Linked DNA regions of Homo sapiens: region 1 is linked to region 2. The links are chromatin contacts, found by Hi-C in ENCODE. All regions are on one chromosome and are shown on one strand. Each heading gives the region's core, a stretch centred on a gene start or an enhancer-like site at or near the end of the contact. The rest is flanking DNA. Distances are from core to core; before and after follow the strand shown.

Region 1 (2,922 bases), core at 276-2,775, 5.2 Mb after region 2:
GGACTTCAAGCCAGTAAGACTTTATCTTTACAATATCAATAAATTTTAGTGACTCAAATGTCACCATTCTTGGAATTTAAACATAACAGCATTAAGAGCCGCCAATATCCATGTGAAGACGAAGGTGTGAAAGAATAATTTGTATTTTAGCTAACTAAAAGTTTGTCTCTTAAAAGTTAAAACTCTAAAATAAGGTACAGCTCCCTACATTCCCTCTTGTAAAACTTATGCTCGGAGGCAAAGATAAGCATTCTGCTCACCTGAAAAATTAAGATTATTCTCAGCTCTGAGAAACAGAATTTCACAATTCCCATCTACTGCTATTTTTGCAGACACTCAAAGATAAAAGAAAATTGTGATTAAATTTGGTTCCAAAAAAAATCCATGATTTAACAAAAGCCTACTGATATGGTTTGGCTATGTCTGCATCGAAGCCTCAACTTGAATTGTATTTCCCAGAATTCCCATGTGCTGTGTGAGGCACCCAGTGGGAGGTAATTGAATTATGGAGGCCAGTCTTTCCCGTTCTATTCTTGTGATAGTGAATACGTCTCGCGAGATCTGACGGCCTTATCAGGGGTTTCCACTTTTGCTTCTTCCTCATTTTTCTCTTGCCACCGCCACCTAAGAAGTGCCTTTCGCCTCACACCATGATTCTGAGGACTCCCCAGTCATGTGGAACTGTAAGTCCAATTAAACCTCTTTTTGTTCCCAGTTTTGGGCATGTCTTTATCAGCAGCGTTAAAATGAATTAATACACCCACCATCCAAATATTCAAATTTGCTTCAGAGACAGATAATAAGTTGAACATTCCCTAAAAAGGCAACTTGATGCAGAACAGCCTTCATTGGTCTTCCTGCCCCTCCTCTACCTTTGGTTACCAGAATCTATCACAGGTTCTCCCCCTAAGGTAGACAGGTCTTCAGAGAAATAAGTTAAAGTCAACATTCTTGACAATAAATATGGAGAAGATGTGACTTGGTGTCAAAGGAGCCAGTAAAACATCTTTCTGATTTTTCAAATAAACTCTGAAAGGTTAAGATAGCTTAACAATGTCTTTTAATATTCAAGATAAAATTTCCCTGTGTATTAAATGTACTTATTCTAATTTTTTAAAAAACCTAGCAAAACTTTCACCTGGCAACAGAGCCAACTATTCAAGTTTCATAAGATATAGAAAAGCACAGAAATTTACTGTATACAGAAACAAACCTACATGTTTTCTCTATGTCTTAAAGTGTAATACAACTAAGACTTTCACTTTGTTTCAAAGAAATTCATTCTATAATTAAGTCAATAAAATGATTTGGGTAGATTATTGCATTCAAAAGGCTGCTCCCTGCCTTACAAGGTTTCTTGCAGCCAACTACTTCACTGTGCATGAACCGATGCCTACATTGGGAGGCACTGGGAGGGAAAAACACCTTGTACACAAACAGGAGAATCAACAGCAGCCAGCAGCATATAACCACATCACCCACAGGCAGCAGTAGTTTCACAGAGGAAACTAGGTGTGACAACCACAAACAGCTTCCTGCCAGAGTCCTCAAGGTCAACATGGTGCTTCTTGGTAGCACTGTGCTTAGCTTAAAGCTTCCTGTTCATTCTGATCAAGAGGAATCTTTAACTTGGGTGCAAATATTAAGTCGGTATCTTAAAAATATTAGGATGTTCCATCTCCAAATGAAGACTTACAAAATTTGGAGTGACCCTGAGCTTTGTCCTTAGTCCTCTTGTATTCTCTCTCAATTCATACCTCTAAGTAATCCCTCCTCATTTTATAGCTTTAAAAGCCATCTACGGCTGGGCATGGTGGCTCACGCCTATAATCCCAGCACTTCAGGAAGCCGAGGCGGGAAGATCATGAGGTCAGGAGTTCAAGACCAGACTAGCCAAGATGGTGAAATGCCGTTTCTACTAAAAATACAAAAAATTAGCTGGGCATGGTGGCAGGCACCTGTAATCCCAGCTACTCAGGAGGCTGAGGCAGGAGAATCGCTTGAACCCAGGTGGCAGAGGTCACAGTGAGCCGAGATTGCACCACTGCACTCCAGCCTGGGTGACAGAGCGAGACTCCATCTCAAAAAAAAAAAAAAAAAAAGCTATCTGTACCCACCCTGATGACCCCAGGACATATATACACAACCCCTAACCTCTACTGTGAACTGTGAACTCCGGTCTTGTATACCTCAACTGTCTATTCAACTTCTCTACTAGGATGCTTAAAAGACATCTCTAATTTAACATGCTAATAACCCTAACTCTTGATTCCCCTTCCCCCAGACTTGCTCTTCCCTCTTAATAAATTTCAGTAGTAAATGTTCCCCGAATGTCTACTATGTGCCAAGCGCTGCATACAACACTGGTCACAGCCTTGGTGAAGCTTATATTCTAATGCAAGGAGACAGGTAATAAACAATTCTTTCTACCTACCTCCCTACTTACTGTCAGACAGTGATAAATACGAAGAGAAACACTAGCAAGCAGAGTCAGGGGGAAAAGAAGTCCTGAGGGTTGGGGAGGATGTTGTGGTTATTATTGACATAGCAGTTGGGTTATCAGAGACCAGAATGAAGTGAGAAGGAAGCCACATGAGTCTCTTGAAGCAATACAGTTTAGGCAGAGGGAATTGCAAAGGCAAAGGCTTTGTGTTGCAGGCATGCCTGGCATATCTGAAGAACAAAAAAGGAGGTTAATGTGGCATAAGTGGGTGAGGAGGGAGGAAAGTAGATGAATTCAGAGAGAGCCAGGGCCAGATAACTTACAACATTACAGGCACTTGTCAGGATTTTAGCTTTTATATCATTCACCCAACTGGAGACATCACTGTTCTCTTTTTCTCATACCCTAGATACAAACCCTCGGTAAATCCTGTGGGTGCCATCTCCAAAATATGGCCCAGCTACAAACCATTCTCTGAA
Region 2 (2,929 bases), core at 316-2,815:
AGTAGCTGGGACTACAGGCGCCCGCCACTACGCCCGGTTAATTTTTCTGTATTTTTAGTAGAGACGGGGTTTCACCGTGTTAGCCGGAATGGTCTCCATCTCCTGACCTCGTGATCCGCCCGCCTCGGCCTCCCAAAGTGCTGGGATTGCAGGCGTGATCCGCAGCGCCCTGCCTTTTTTTTTTTTTTTTTTTTTTTGAGACAGAGTTTTGCTCTGTCGCTCAGGCTGGAGTGCAGTGGCGCGATCTCTGCTCACTGCAACCCACGCCTCCCGGGTTCAAGCGATTCTCCTGCCTCAGCCTCCTAAGTAGCTGGGATTACAGGTGTGCGCCACCACGCCCGGCTAATTTTTTGTATCTTAGTAGAGATGGGGTTTCACCGTGTTAGCCAGGATGGTCTCGATCACCTGACGTCGTGATCCACCCGCCTCAGCCTCCCAAAGAGCTGGTATTACAAGCGTGAGCCACCGCGCCCGGCCTTAATTTCAAAAGGTAATAGAGCTAACCAGTCAACACTTCCTTCCCAATCCTTTCTCTTTTGGGTACAGGTGAGTATAAAATCTTACCAACTATCATAGTTAACAAACAAACCATAGCAAAATATGTTTCTATGCTTTTTCTCTTGAGAGCAAAGGACATGGGTATCCTTTCTTAGACGGCTTCTAGGACTTAAGCCAGGAAGAGAACTTGCGTCTCCTACGTCTCTGGAAGGCGTCTCTGGAAGGTGTCCCTTCTTCAATAGACAGAACTAAAACAGAAAGTTCCCTTGACCAAAGCGAAGCAAGCGAGGACAAGGTGGCCACCTGGGTGACTACAACCCCCAGCATGCACTGCTCCTTCTAGGGCGCAGCGACGAACGAAGACGCATTACTTCTGCGATGGGAACGGGGTAGAGGAGCGCGACTACACATCCCAGGATGCAAAGCGCCCCAACTCTAGTCACAACCTGGCTTGCTTTCTGGCTGGCGTTCCCCGCCAAAGGGACACTAGGGGAGGGGATTGTTTCGGTTGGGAATCCCCGAAGTCTACTGGACCGTGACATTTCGAAAGAGGAAGGAAAGTGGAGGAAAGCTGTTTCACTGTAATTCAAAGTAGTTCCCGCGCAGGGTGGCGAGGAGTTATGGGCCCCTTCCATAATTTATTGTTCCTCAAAGGCAATGCCAAGCCCCACTGGTCGCAGCCCTCCAGGGCAGGTGGGAAGTACGTGAAGCCCCAAATCGAAGTTATCAGCCTCTCCCTATTGGCCCTCGCCTCGAGCGCAGGCGCGAGGGCTCTGACTCCGGTCCCCTGGGCCTGGTGAGCGGCAATTGGCCAAAGTCCGCGAAGTAGGAGGCCGGATTGGTAGTTGCTAGCAGGAGCCTGATTTCTTCCTCGACTTCTGCAAGTGATAGAGTGTGATTGGTTTAAATCCGCGGGCACCTGTCGGTGATTGGGTAGAAGCCACAGGCGGGGCGCGGCCATTGGCTGGCTCTGGGGCCATCCCTCCTCGGGCGGGCAGCGAATGATGAAATGGGAACGGGGAGGGGAAAGGCCGCGACGTGAGCGCGCGACCTCCGGCGCCATTTTGTAGAGAAACAAGCGGAGTTAACCGAAGAGGGGGTCGAGGAGAGCCGGAGTCGGGGACCCAGGAGTTTCCTGTGTCCAGCGCTGCCGGAGCCGCCTGAGGTGAGGCGGGTTGGCGTCAGGGGCTAGGGTAGGGTGGCGGTGTCAGCTTGGGAACGCGAGAGCCGGTGGGAGGAGGAACAGGGGTGGACCTGGGGCCACTGGAAGCGTTTCCCGGAGCTCTAGGGAGTGAGAGGCAGCCGGGACGGGGAAGTGGGACGAGGCGGGAGAGGGCGGACTCTTCTCCACACGGCTCTCGGAGGCTTCGCGCTCTGAAGATGAGAGGCCAGCGAGAAGGCTCCAGGAAGCGGAGGGTAGAGCGCGGGGTGAGACCCATGGTGGTCTCTGTCCCGGGCCTGGAGGCTCAGGGGGCGGCAGCGGCGGCAGTTCGTGTCGCTGGGCCTGGCTTCGCGCGGGTTGCACCCCTCTGAGACCTCCACGACCTCCTTAACTACTGTTTCTGTCTCTGCTCCCTGATGGTTGCAGTGGGCATCGGCTTCCGAGGCCTAGGGCTTCTGGCGGGGGGGACCGTGTTTGGAGTTTTTGCATGTTTCCAGTTCTTCTCCGTGTACTCGGAGCTGCCACTCTCCCCGTCTTACGCCCCCAGCACGTTGTCAAAGCCCCCCAGGTTTCGGGTGTCCCCGGATGGGAAGGGCGGGCGGGAGCAAGCACTTCCTTATTACTTGCTACAGGTTTTGTTCCACTCGCGCGCCTGGGCGCTCACACTTTCTTTGAAGTTGGCCCCCACCTACTCGGTCCGGTGTCTGCAGTAGTGGCGGTCCTGCTCACCCAGGACAAGTGTCCCGCTAGTGAGCTGAGCACTTGTAGGCCTCAAGGCTGATAAGATCCACGGCAGGTCTTGTAGAGGTACTTAAGGCCAAACACAAATAATACTTTTTCAGTACCACCTCCTTTGCAGAATTCACCCAAGAGGGCTCACAGATACTAACTCCCCGAGGAGTAAGCTTTGTAGATTAAAAAAGAATGCTTGACATCTGTGCGTTTGAAAATGTTGTATTTAAAATAAACTTTATGACAAACTTTTCCCATGAAGTTAATCAAATGTCACATTTCTTAGGACTCTAATAAAGTCTGTTTTCTTCCTGAAAACTGAGTAACAATGCTTAACCTACCCTGCCGATTTCTCTACAATTCGATAGCCTGTGACTACTTGGGTTTTTTTTTTTTTTTAAGTCAGTGATTGAGTGAATATAATTATACTGTTTGAAACAATGCCGAACGTTTTCCTTATGACAGCCCCTTTGATAGGAATAGGGAATACATGGATTAAAAAAATGAGGGAAGGCAAGTAAAATATTAGGAGGAAGG

Evidence for each region. A loop is a pair of places that touch in the nucleus more often than their neighbours do. Pooled maps may share reads with other maps.
Region 1: a loop to region 2 is called in a pooled map, with 12 times the contacts of the local background. The contact joins the enhancer-like site here to the promoter of CNOT1 in region 2. A Hi-C loop is called at or near these places in 2 of 50 pooled maps.

Annotation. Positions count from the first base shown.
Region 1 is chr16:53,456,439-53,459,360 of GRCh38, reverse strand. All of the region lies in intron 8 of RBL2 (RB transcriptional corepressor like 2), which reads right to left. Among named protein-coding and RNA genes, the nearest start is that of RBL2, 23 kb to the right of the region's middle. Within about 2 kb of position 1,525, at least 6 of the 41 ENCODE cell types and tissues checked have a DNase peak (open chromatin) inside an H3K27ac peak, as active enhancers do.
Region 2 is chr16:58,628,462-58,631,390 of GRCh38, reverse strand. It overlaps CNOT1 (CCR4-NOT transcription complex subunit 1), which reads left to right and starts at 1,565. Exons shown (of 49, transcript NM_016284.5): 1 at 1,565-1,663. RefSeq lists enhancers at 698-1,187, 1,478-1,687, 1,136-1,811, 1,812-2,488.